2 separate regions of the Homo sapiens genome follow, and region 1 is linked to region 2. The links are chromatin loops, found by intact Hi-C in ENCODE. Cell type or tissue: HCT116. All regions are shown on one strand. Each heading gives the region's core, and the rest is flanking DNA. Links, peaks and the distances in the headings are about the cores only. Region 1 has its middle 33 kb from the start of TINCR. Region 2 has its middle 30 kb from the start of PTPRS.

Region 1 (6,333 bases), core at 805-5,804, 160 kb before region 2:
GGTCCCTTCCTTGCCTCCATATCCGGAGAGCCAGTTAACCTCCTGGCAGCAATGGCTTCATCTGTGAATGCATAACCTGTAACATGCCTCTGGATTTAATTAATCAAGTGAATGCATAGAAAGCTTAGGGCAGGCTGGGTGCTGTGGCCCACACCTGTGATCCCAGCACTCTGGGAGGCCGAGGCAGGAGGATTGCCTGAGGCCAGGAGTTCAAGACCCAGCCTGGGCAACAAAGCAAGACTCTGCCTCTACAAAAATAAAAATAAAAATAAAAATTTAGGCCGGGGGTGGTAGCTCACCTCTATAATCCCAGCACTTTGGGAGGCTGAGGCGGGTGGATCACTTGAGCCCAGGAGTTTGAGATCAGCCTAGGTAACAAGGTGAAACCTCGTCTCTACAAAAAATACAAAAATTAGTTGGGTGTGGTGGTGCATGCCTGTGGGCCCAGCTACTCCAGAGAGTGAGGTGGGAGGATCACCTGAGCCTGTGAGGCTGACGCTGCAGTGAGTCACAATTGCACCACTGCACTCCAGAGCGAGACCCTGTCTCTTAAAAAAAAAAAAAAGAAAAAAAAGAAAAAAGGCCAGGCATGGTGGCTCATGCCTATAATCCCAGGTACTTGGGAGGTTGAGGCAGGAGAATCGCTTGAACCCAGGAAGTGGAGGTTGCAGTGAGCTGACATTGTCCCACTGCACTCCAGCGTGGGCGACAGAGTAAGACTCCACTCCGTCTCAAAAAAAAAAAAAAAAAAAAAAAGAGCTTAGGGCAATGGCTGGCATGCAGTAGGTGTTTAATGAGTGTTTGGAATTCTGAAATCACTTATTCCTCGGGGCCGGGTGCTCTCCGCAGTTAAATGAGGCGGGGGCTTGCTTTTCAGATGACAAAAAGAGGGCTCAGATTCTGGGACACTCCTGACCTTGCACCCCAAGTCGTTGGCCCAGCGGAGATTCAAACGTGCTTCTCAGCCTCCAGTGCGCGCCTTTACCTCTCTTGCCCTCTAAGGCCCAGAGAGGGGCAGAGATGTCCCGGGATCGCACAGCCGTGCAGTGACAGTGCTGGGAAGGCAGGCAGGGCTCCTTCCTGGCGGGGGGCAGCACGCATCATCCTGGCCCCGGGCTGAGGGGCGGGCAGCGCCGGCCGGGACCGGGAGGGAGCTCCTGGCGGTGGCGCGAGCGTTTCCATGGCAGCCTGGCGGGAGCCGGCCGGAGCGATTAGGCGTCCCGAGGAGCAGCTGCTAAAAATAGCTCGCGCCGCACCGGGCTCATTAGCGGCTGGGCTTTTGGCTGCCAGGTACGCCCTCCCGGCTCTCCTTCCTCCTTGCGCCCGGGCGCAGCAGAGGACGTGGTGAAGGAGGCACAGCCCCGTCCTGGGCCCTGAATTCAAGCCTTGTGCCCTCCGGTCCTTCCTCTTTGGAATCTTCCTCAAAGGCAAATCCAATCTCACTCCTCCCTTGCTCTAAATCCTTCCTTGGCTCCCTATTGCCCTTGAGATCAAGGCCCTGCTCTCGCCCCCAGCTCTGCAGGCCGTTGGCCTCTATTACAACTGGCTGCCTCTTAGGGGCTCAAACCCACCCCACCCCACCTCGGAGCCTCTGCTCCTGCCGTTCCCTCAGCATGGACCATGCTACTTTCTCCTCTTCATCTTTCACATCTCAGCCTCCACGTCACCTCCTCTGGGAAGCCCAAGGCCCAGGTCAGGGGCCTCCTCTGGGTGCCTTCATCACAGTCTGACCTCACCCATGCTTCCCACACTAGCCTGGGAGGAAGAGGGCAAGTGTGTTTTGCTTCCAGCACCCCAAATAGGACTTGGTACACAGCAGTTGCTCAATAAGTGTTTGTGGAACAAAGGAAGGAATGAGATCATTGAGCTTTGATAGAAGGATTTCCTGGAAGACTAATGGGGGGCCCTGTGTCTGAGGGTCCCCGCTGTCCTGTGTCCTCAGACCAGAAGGTTCATGGTCTCTGTCATCAATCTTCTTTTTTTTTTTTTTTTTTTTTTTTTTTTTTTGAAACAGTGTCTTGCTCTGTCACCCAGGCCAGAGGGCAGTGGAGTGACCTCAGTTCACTGCAACCTCTGCCTCCCAGGTTCAAGCGATTCTTGTGCCTCAGCCTCCAGAGTTGCTGGGATTACAGATGTGCACCACCATGCCCAGGTATATATATATACCTGGCACAATATTAGCTGACCACAGCCTCCACTTCCTGGCCTCAAGCGATCCTCCCACCTCAGCCTCCTAGGTAGCTGGGATTACAGGCACCCGCCACCATACCTGGCTAATTTTTTTATCTTTTGTAGAGATGATGTTGCCTAGGCTGGTCTCGAACTCCTGGGCTCAAGTAATCGCCTGCCTTGGCCTCTCACAGTGCTGGGATTACAGATGTGAACCACCATGCCCAGCCTGTATCCTCTCTTGACCAGGCTCACTCTTCAGCTTCCTCTGGAGAGGATGGCTTGGCTGTGTGACCCAGCCAGCCCATTCACCCTCTCTGGTCCCCTTTCTGCCTTACAGAATCACCACAAATGCACAACATAGGGGTTGAAAGGACCCAGCTTGGTTCTAGAGGAACTGCAAATTTGGAAGAGAGAGGGAGGGAGATATGAAGATGAAGGAATGTAGGGGAGGATGGATGTCCCTGAACATATCTTGGAATAAAACTAAGTCTTGGAAAAAAACTAAGTGGACAGCATCAGGAAGAGGAGAGCCAAGGTCAGTTACCAGGCTGGCCACAAGGTGGAGCTTGTAGCATGGTACAGCTTGGTTGCAGCAAGGTTGGAGGAACGAGGCCAAGAGCCAAAGGAAGATTGGGAGGAGGAGAGGAGAGAGGATGGGCGTTTTGCATCAGGGGAGTGTTAGCACGGAAGAGCAAAAGTCTGGAAGGCTGGGCATGGTGGTTCATGCCTGTATTCGCATCACTTTGGGAGGGTGAGGCGGGAGGATCGCTTGAGTCCAGGAGTTCAGGATCAGCCTGGGCAACACAGTGAGACCCCCCGCTAACTGCTTCAAAAAATTTAAAAATTAGCCAGGTGTGGTGGTGCATGCCTGTAGTCCCAGCTACTCAGGAGGTGGAGGTTGGGGAATCACTTAAGCCTGGGAGGTCAAGGCTGCAGTGAGCTATGATGGCACCACTGCACTCCAGCCTGGGTAACAGAACGACACCCCATCTCCACAAAAAAAAATCAAAGGTGGCTCAAACCTGTAATCCCAGCTACTCAGAAGGCTGAGTGGGAGGATCACTTGAGCCTGTGAGGTCGAGGCTGCAGTGAGCTTGTGATGGAACCACCGCACTCCAGCCTGGCAACAGAGCAAGACCCTGTCTCCAAAACAACAACAACAACAAAAACTCTGAAATCTGCAATAGGGGCAGTGAGAGTGCTCAAAACTTTTGATTATTCAGCTGGGCGCAGTGGCTCGCACCTGTAATCCCAGCACTTTGGGAGGCCAAGGCGGGTGGATCATGAGGTCAGGAGATCAAGACCATCCTGGCTAACATGGTGAAACCCCATCTCTACTAAAGAATACCAAAAATTAGCCGGGTGTGGTGGTGGGCACCTGTAGTCCAAGCTACTCATGAGGCTGAGGCAGGAGACTGGTGTGAACCCAGGAGGCAGAGCTTGCAGTGAGTGGAGATCACACCACTGCACTCCAGCCTGGGTGACAGAGTGAGACTCCGTCTCGAAAAAAAAAACAACAACTTTTGATTATTCATGATCTATGTTGCCAGAAACCCATAAGACCATGGCTTAAACAAGGGTGACACTCATCACTCCTGTCCTCATAACCTGGGCATCAACCCAGGCTGCAGCAGAGGCTCCACAATCACCAGGGACCCAGGGCTCCTTCGGTCTTGTTGCTCTGCCTCCTCAGCCCCCAACTTCTATCTTGTGGACCACAGTGGCTACTCCGGCCCCTGTGATGGTGGCCACCTTCCAGACACAGGTGGGGGGCAGTGGGGGAAGAGGAAGAAGAAGGCCTGTTATTTTCTTCTGAGGTTACACCTGCTTCTGTCCCGTTGTTCACAATATGTCAGACAGTCACACTGACCTGCAAGAGAGGCCGGGCAACACAGTCTTTAGCTGGGCAGGTTTCATTTGTAAAGGAGAAAGTGGGGAATGGATGTTAGAGGCCAACCCACAATCTCTGCCATTGAATGGGTTGGGAAAAAGGAGTGGACACTCTTCACCATTTTAGTGACTACCTCAGGGAGATGCTAAAGTGAGAACGTGAGGCTTCCATCTCAGGGCATAAGCCAAAGTCTTCTTTGTCATTTCCAAGGCCCTGCGCAATCTACCCTCCATCATTTCCCTGACCTCATCTCCTTCCCCTCTGCCTCTTGCTTGGCTCTGCCCCAGCCACATGGGCCTCCTCACTGTTCCTCCAACACACCAGGCATAGTCCTGCCTCAGGGCCTTTGCACAGGCTGTTCTTCCTGCCAGGAATGCTTTTACCCTAGATCTCTCTTTGGTTCCCTTCTTCCTCTCCTTCAGGTCTCTGGTCTAAATCTTCTTCTCAGTAGGGCCTCCCTGATGACCCTGTTTAAAATTGCAACTGGGAGGATCACTGGAGTTCAGGAGTTTGCGGCCAGCCTGGGCAACATAGTGAGACTCTATCTCTACAAAATAAAAAATAAAAATTAGGCCGGGCATGGTGGCTCATGTCTGTAATCCCAGCACTTTGGGAGGCCAAGGCAGGTGGATCATTTGAGGTCAGGAGTTCAAGACCAGCCTGGCCGACATGACAAAACACTGACTCTACTAAAAATACAAAAATTGTGCCTGTAAATCCCAGCTGCTCAGGAGGCTGAGGCAGGAGAATTGCTTGAATCTGGGAGGCAGAGGTTGCGCTGAGTTGAGATCATGCCACTGCACTCCAGCTTGGGCGACAGAGTGAGACTCCGTCTCAAAAAAAAAATTAGCCAGGTGTGGTGGCGTGCGCCTGTAGTCCCAGCTACTCAAGAGTCTGAGGTGGGAGGATGGCTTGAGCCCAGGAAATCAAGACTGCAGTGAGCTGTGATTGCACCACTGAACTCCATCCTGGGCAACAGAGAGAGACGCCATCTCTTAAAAAAAAATTGCAACCTGCCCTCCCTTTCCAATTCTTGTCCCTTCCTGATACTTTCCATGCTCTGATTTTCTTCACAGCACTTAGCATGCTCTAAAACCCTACAGATTTTCTGGATTTATTTGCTCATTGTCTGTCTGCCCAACTAGGCTGCCAGCACTTCCAGGACAGAAATTTCTGCCTGCTGGCCGGGTGTGGTGGCTCACGCCTGTAATCCCAGCACTTTGGGAGGCCAAGGCAGGCGGATCACGAGGTCAGGAGATCGAGACCATTCTGGCTAACACGGTGAAACCCCGTCTCTACTAAAAATACAAAAAATTAGCCAGACATGATGGCAGGCGCCTGTAGTCCCAGCTACTCAGGAGGCTGAGGCAGGAGAATGGCGTGAACCTGGGAGGCGGAGCTGGCAGTGAACTGAAATCGCACAACTGCACTCTAGCCTGGGTGACAGAGCAAGACTCCATCTCAAAAAAAAAAAAAAAAAGAAATTTCTGCCTTCTTTGGTGCGTCTTCAGTGCCTAGAACAATGCTTGGCACTCATTAGGGGCTCAGTGTATATATATATATATATGTGTGTGTGTGTGTGTGTGTGTGTGTGTGTGTGTATACATATATGTATACATATATACATATATACACATATATACATATATATACATATATACACATATATATACACACCTGTATATATATACGCACATACACACATGTATATATACACGTGTATATATATATACACGTATATATATATACACATATATGTGTGTATATATATATACACGTGTGTATATATATATATATATACACACGTGTATATATATACACACACACGTGTGTATATATATATATATATTTTTGAGATGGAGTCTCGCTCTGTTGCCCAGGCTGGAGTGCGGTGGCACAGTCTTGGCTCACTGCAACCTCCACCTCCTGGGTTCAAGCGATTCTCCTGCCTCAGCCTCCCAAGTAGCTGGGATTATAGGTGCCCACCACCATGCCCAGCTAATTTTATATTTTGAGTAGAGACGGGGTTTCACCATGTTGGCCAGGCTGGTCTCAAACTCCTGACCTCAAGTGATCCGCCCACCTCGGCCTCCCAAAGTGCTGGGATTACAGGCGTGAGCCACCGTGCTCGACCCTAAAACCCTATAGATGTTCTTGATTTATTTGCTCGTTGTCTGTCTGCCCAACTAGGCTGCCAGCGCTTCCAAGACAGAAATTTCTGCCTGTTTTGTTCTCTGCTGCATCTTCAGTGCCTGGAACAATGCTTGGAA
Region 2 (6,333 bases), core at 415-5,414:
TACAGCCAAGTGTGGGATCTTTTCACTAGAAGGATCAAGAGAGGCTTGAGTCCAACTCTCCAGGGTAAGGAGGGGAAACCGAGGCCCAGAGAAGAAGCCCACACCCACCTCACTCACCCCTCCTTGGGTCACTCACCAGCATCCTCCATGTGCCATCCATTCATCCAGGTCGAGCTCCAACTGCAGCTGAACCCCCAGCTCCGGTTCCTCACAGACTCGGCACTCAGCCAGAGGAGCTCTCTGTGGCTGTGCTCACCCCACACGCCAGTTTACGTGGGGAAAATGTGAGGCTCAGCAGGACAGATGATACACCCAAGGTCGCTCAGGCAGGGCTGGTTGGAGCTCAGGAAGGCTTGAGACCAGATCCTGTTCATTTTCCAAGTGTAGGCAGCCACTCTGGTGGAATGGGGAATGGACACCTGAAGCTTAAGGCAGGTCCCAGACAGTGTGTACAAAACAAACCTGTGCACACACTCATGCACAAACACGGGTGCCTACATGCAGGTAGGCATACATGCACACATGCACACAGAGACATGTGGCACATGCTCATGAGTGCACACATTCATATGAACATACATGCACACACATGCACGCATGAGACATATGTGCACATCATTACATGTGAACGCATGTGCACAGGAACATGCACATACATGCAAACTGGCACACACATGCACACAAGCACATGTGCACACATGCACACATATGCATATTCACAAATGCATGCACACACAATTCACACAAACATGAACATACATGCACACACAAGCACGGACACATGGACACACATGTGTATACATGCATATGCTTGCACTTAGGCACATGTGCTCACAGACATGTGTGCACAATGCATTGAACATGCCTGCACACACAGATACACACTCACACACTCATGCATGTAGGCAGACCTGCACACACAAGAGACACACAAGCACATAAACATGTACATACATGCAAACCCACACATGCACACAGATGCACATAAGCACATGTGCGCACATGCATATTCACGAACGCATGCACACACACAATTCACACAAACATAAATATACATGCACACCCAAACATGGACACATGGACTCATATGTGTATACATACACACACTCGCACTTAGGCACATGTGTACACAGAGACATGTGTGCACACATGCATTGAACATGCCTGCACACACAGATGCACGCTCACATACTCATGCCTGTAGGCAGACATACACACAGAGAGACATGTGTGCACATAGATGCACGTGAACAATGACAGGCACACATGCACACAGGCACACATGCACACACAAAACTTGAACATGCATGCACATGCACATGAAATGCACATATGCATACTCACAATTCACACAAACGTGAGCTCATGTGCACAGGTGCATGCACACACAAACATAGACACATGTACACACACGCGTATCCATACAAATGCCCTCGCACATGCACCTGCTGGCTGGGAGACACAGCATCCCTCGGTGCCTCTCGTCCTCTCCCTCATTCTCTCTCTCGCTCCCTCTCTCCCTCCCTCAGAGCCATTTAAACGATTACAAAGATGCTATTTTTATATAGAGGAAAATTCAGTTATAGACATTGACCTTTAAGCTTTTTTCTAGGCTCACGTGTCGCTGGCCCAGGGTGCGAAAGGCTTGCGTGAACGTTCTCGGAAGAAAAACTTCCTCAAACTAGGGAACTGAGGGTGTGAGAGAAGGAGCAGAGCCAGGGATGGGGGCCCGTGTGCAGCAAACGGGAGGCAAGTCCACGCTTCAGGATGCCTGAAGAAACTAGTGGCTCAGAGTAGGAGGCAAGGAAAGCCCAGACGGAAAGGACTTCCTTTTTTTGTTTTTTGGGATTTTTTTTTTGGAAACAGAGTCTAACTCTGTCACCTAGGCTGGAGTGTAGTGGTATGATCATAGCTCATTCCAGCCTCAACCTCCTGGGCCCAAGTGATCCTCCAACCTCAGCCTCCCGAGCAGCTGGGATTACAGGTATGCACCACCATGCCCAGCTAATTTTTAAAAATTTTTTTAGAGATGGGGTCTTGCTATGTTGGTCAGGCTGGTCTCAAACTCCTGGACTCAAGTGATCCTCCTGTGTCATCCTCCCAAAGCGCAGGGATTACAGGCATGAGCCACTGCAACCGGCAGACTTCCTTTCTTGTTGCCACATTTTGGAGGTGATCCGCCTTTCTGAACTGGTTTGGGGTGTGGTCTCTGCATGGGTTTAGCCACTTTCTCTTTTTCTGGACAAGCTTTTCAGCATCTGGCAATAGTGGGTGCTCAACGAATGGGTTGGGGCTTACTTTAGATATTTAATTATTCAACACCTATTAACTGAGTCAGACACTGTTCTAGGTACTGAGAGGAAATAGCAAATTTGACAGAATGAAGATCTCTGTTTTGAAGAGCTGATGTTACATGTTAACAAAGAAAACCCCCCCACACAAGTAGGTGGGGCACAGCTGCTCACTCATGTGATCTCAATGCTTTGGGAGGCTGATGCAGGAGCATCACTTGAGCCCAGGAGTTTGAGACCAGCCTGGGCAACATAGCAAGATCCCATCTCTGAAAAAAAAATTAGCAGGGCATGGTGGTGTGCCTATAGTTCCAGGTACTTAGGAGGCTGAGGAGGGAGGATCGCTGGAGCCCAGGAGTATGAGGCTGCAGTGAGCTATGATGACACCACTGCACTTCAGCCTGGGCAACAGGAGGAGACTCTGTCTAAAAGACAAAAATACACAAGTGGCCGGGCACTGTGGCTCACACTTGTAATCCCAGCACTTGGGGAGGCTGAGGCGGGTGGATCACGGGGTCTGGAGACTGAAACCAACCTGGCCAACGCGGTGAAACCCCGTCTCTACTAAAAATGCGAACAATTAGCCGGGCGTGGTGGTGGGCGCCTGTAGTCCCAGCTACTGGGGAGGCTGAGGCAGGAGAATGGCGTGAACCCGGGAGGCGGAGCTTGCAGTGAGCCGAGATGGCGCCACTGCACTCCAGCCTGGGCGACAGAGCGAGACTCCGTCTCAAAAACAAAAACAAAAACAAGAAAACCACACACACAAGTAAAATATACAGGGGGTCAGATGGTGGTAAGAGCTAAGGGTGAGGGGCGGGGGGTGGGGTGGGCTGGAAACAAGCAGTAAAGGAGAACAGACTCTGACGGAGATAAATGTGGGGAAGTGGCCAGGGGAGGTCTCTGTGAGAAGCGCCATTTCAATAGAGACCAAAGGAGGTGGAGGTGGGGGAGGGAGATAGAAGGCACAGCCCACGCGGAAGCCCTGAGGCAGGACCCCACCTGGTGCGTTGGAGAAACATTGAGGAAAACCCTGTGGCTGGAGCACAGTGAGCAAGGGAAAGAGACGGAGGAGGAGGTGTCAAGGCAGGTCACACAGAGCCTTGTGGGCCGCAGAGAGGACTTGCTTTTTGACTCTGAGGGAGGTGACAGCCATGGAGGGCTGTGGGCAGAAGAGGGACAGGACCTGACTCAGGTGCTCACAGGCGCCCTCTGGCTGCTGAGGGGGGAACGGTCTGATGGGTTAGTGAGCAGGGGAGGTGAGGACCAGGGCAGAAGCAACTGTACTGGTCCAGGCAGGCAATGATGGGGCTGGACCTGGGGATGTAAAAGAGGGGCGAGAAGTAGGCAGGTTGTGAATAGATTTGAAGGCAGAGCCAACAAGATTTTCTAAAGGACTGATGGTGAAATGTGAGGAAAAGAGTTGACTTGAGATTGATTCCAGGGTTTCTGACTTGAGCCCCTTGGATGTTAGAGGTGCAACCTATTAGTATGAGTTTGGGGAGGATGAAAATGGATGAATAAGGATGGATGGATGGATGGATGGATGGATGGATGGAAGAGTGGGTGGGTGGACGTGTTACGGATGGATAATAGATGATGAATGAATGAATTATGGATGGATGGATAAGTGAGCGGGTTGATGTGTTATAGATGGATATAGATGATGAATGAATGAATAAATTATGGATGGATGGGTGGATGGATGGATGAGTGAGTGGTTGGGTGGATCGGTTATGGATAATAAGTGATGGATGGATGAGTGAATGGATGGATAGATGAATAAATGGGTGACGGATGGATGGATGGATGGATGGATGAATATATAGGTAGGTGGGTGGGTGAGTGGTTGGGTTAATGGGTCATGGATGGATAATAGATAATGGATGGATAAATGGATGGATGGGGATGGGTGGATGAATAGATGGATGATGGATGGGTGTATGGAGGGATGGATGGGTGTATGGAGGGATGGATGAGTGGATGAATGGATGGTTGAATGAGTGGGTGAATGAATGGTTGGGTAGATATATTATGGATGGATGATAGAGGATGGGGTAGGAGCCACAGGATGGGGAGGGGTGATGACCAAGGTTTGGCTTTGGCCTGTTAAGTTTGAGCTGCCTTTTGGGCACCTACATGTAGATGCAGACGGGCCATTTGGATATAAGATTCTGATGTTCCCAGAAGAGATGCCTTCTGAAGGCATAAATCTGACAGTCCGTGGTACTGGGATTACAGGCGTGGGCCACCGCGCCTGGCCCAGAGCTAGCTTTTACTAGCCATGGTGTTAGAATGTATTCGTGTCCATGGTGTTAGTCCATGGTGTTAGAATGTATTCATGTCCATGGGGATGAATGAGAAGAGGAGACAGAGACTATGCTCAAGGACTACCCTGTGTTTAGCAGCTGAGCAGAAGAGAGAAGCTTGCAGAGAGAAGCTTGCAGAGAGACTGAGAAGAGTCCAACAGAGAGGAGGGTGAATGCAGGCAAATGTGGGGACGCTGGGGGCCACGTGAAGATGATGCTCCCAGGAGGAGGGACCACCCAGGGTAGATGTTGCTAGGAGCATGAGGAGGATGGGTGCTGAGAAGTGATCACTGGATTTGGACACTGGGAAGCCACCTGGACAAGGGAAATCTTAGAATAGTACTGGGAAGAGCCCACCACTGAGATTTTTTTTTTTTTTTGAGACGGAGTCTAGCTCTGTTGTCCAGGCTGGAGTGCAGTGGCACGATCTCGGCTCACTGCAAGCTCTGCCTCCCAGGTTCACGCCATTCTCCTGCCTCAGCCTCCCAGGTAGCTGGGACTACAGGCGCCCGCCACCACGCCCAGCTAATGTTTTCATATTTTTAGTAGAGATGGGGTTTCACCGTGTTAGCCAGGATGGTCTCGATCTCCTGACCTCGTGATCCGCCCGCCTCGGCCTCCCAAAGTGCTGGGATTACAGGCGTGAGCCACCGTGTCTGGCCACAACGCCAAGATTTTAAGGAAGGGATTCAGTTATCAGAGCTCGGATACCCCGAGTGTAGAGTGAAAGCATCAGGGCCACAGCCAACCCCACACTCAGTCAGTCTGAGGATTTAGTGAAGTCATGTGCTCAGTACATATTCTTCTTGGTAAGGCAGAACTGGTATCACTGGGCTGTTGCCATTACAGTTAGTAGTGCTACCCATTTATCTATCCAACAATCCATTCATCCATTCACCCATGCTTTCATCCATCTGTATACCTACCTACCCATTCATTGATCCATCATTCATTCATCCATCCGTCTATCCACCATCTATCATCCAACCATAACCCATCCACCCAACCACGAATCAATCCATCCATTCATCCATATATTCATCTATCACTCATCCATGATCTATACTCATCCGTAACCCATCCATCCATTCATTCATTTATCTACTCATTCATCCATACATCGCCAATCATCCTTCCATAACCCATCCATCCAACCATTCACCCACCTACCCATCTATCCAACCATCTATCCCTCATTCATCCATCCATTCATCCATCTATCATCTATCATCCATCCATAACCCACCCACCCAACCACTCATCCACCTACCTATCCATCCATCCGTCATCCATCCATCACCCATCCATGATCTATTATCCATCCATAATCCATCCACCAGTCACTCATCCACTTACTCATTCATCCATCCATTGCTCACCCATGATCTATCATCCATCTATAACCCATCCACCCACTGGCTGATCCATGTATCTACCTACTTACCCATTCATTGATCAATCATTCATCCATCCATCCATCATCCGTTCTCCCGTCTATCATCTATCATCCACCCATAGCAGCTGAAGCCAGGAGGCAGCACTCATCACCCATCTGTAACCCATCCACCCAACCATTTATGTCTCCATCCATCCACCCATCCAATAATTCTAACACATCCATTCTCCCCCCCATCCCTTCAGTGTCTACACATTCTACACCCTATGCTCTGTTCTATCTCCAGGTTTGTGCTGCCACATCCACCTGCCCCTCTGGCCATTCCCTTGAGATCCTCAAG

What was found. A loop is a pair of places that touch in the nucleus more often than their neighbours do. Peaks named below come from ENCODE experiments on the same cell type or tissue, not always from the same donor. Only the 100,000 strongest peaks of a DNase experiment are listed, where the experiment ranks them.
Region 1: a loop joins it to region 2, with 2.3 times the contacts of the local background. A loop is called at or near these places in 2 of 110 quality-filtered maps.

What each region holds. Positions count from the first base shown.
Region 1 is chr19:5,531,530-5,537,862 of GRCh38, reverse strand. No RefSeq gene overlaps it. Among named protein-coding and RNA genes, the nearest start is that of TINCR, 33 kb to the left of the region's middle. RefSeq lists enhancers at 52-715, 716-1,379. In HCT116, for the core only: a CTCF peak has its summit at 2,733 (motif pointing right); DNase peaks (open chromatin) are centred at 898, 1,212 and 2,702; H3K4me3 peaks cover 1,001 bases; H3K27ac peaks cover 1,043 bases.
Region 2 is chr19:5,367,233-5,373,565 of GRCh38, reverse strand. No RefSeq gene overlaps it. Among named protein-coding and RNA genes, the nearest start is that of PTPRS, 30 kb to the right of the region's middle. In HCT116, for the core only: a CTCF peak has its summit at 3,514; a DNase peak (open chromatin) is centred at 3,490.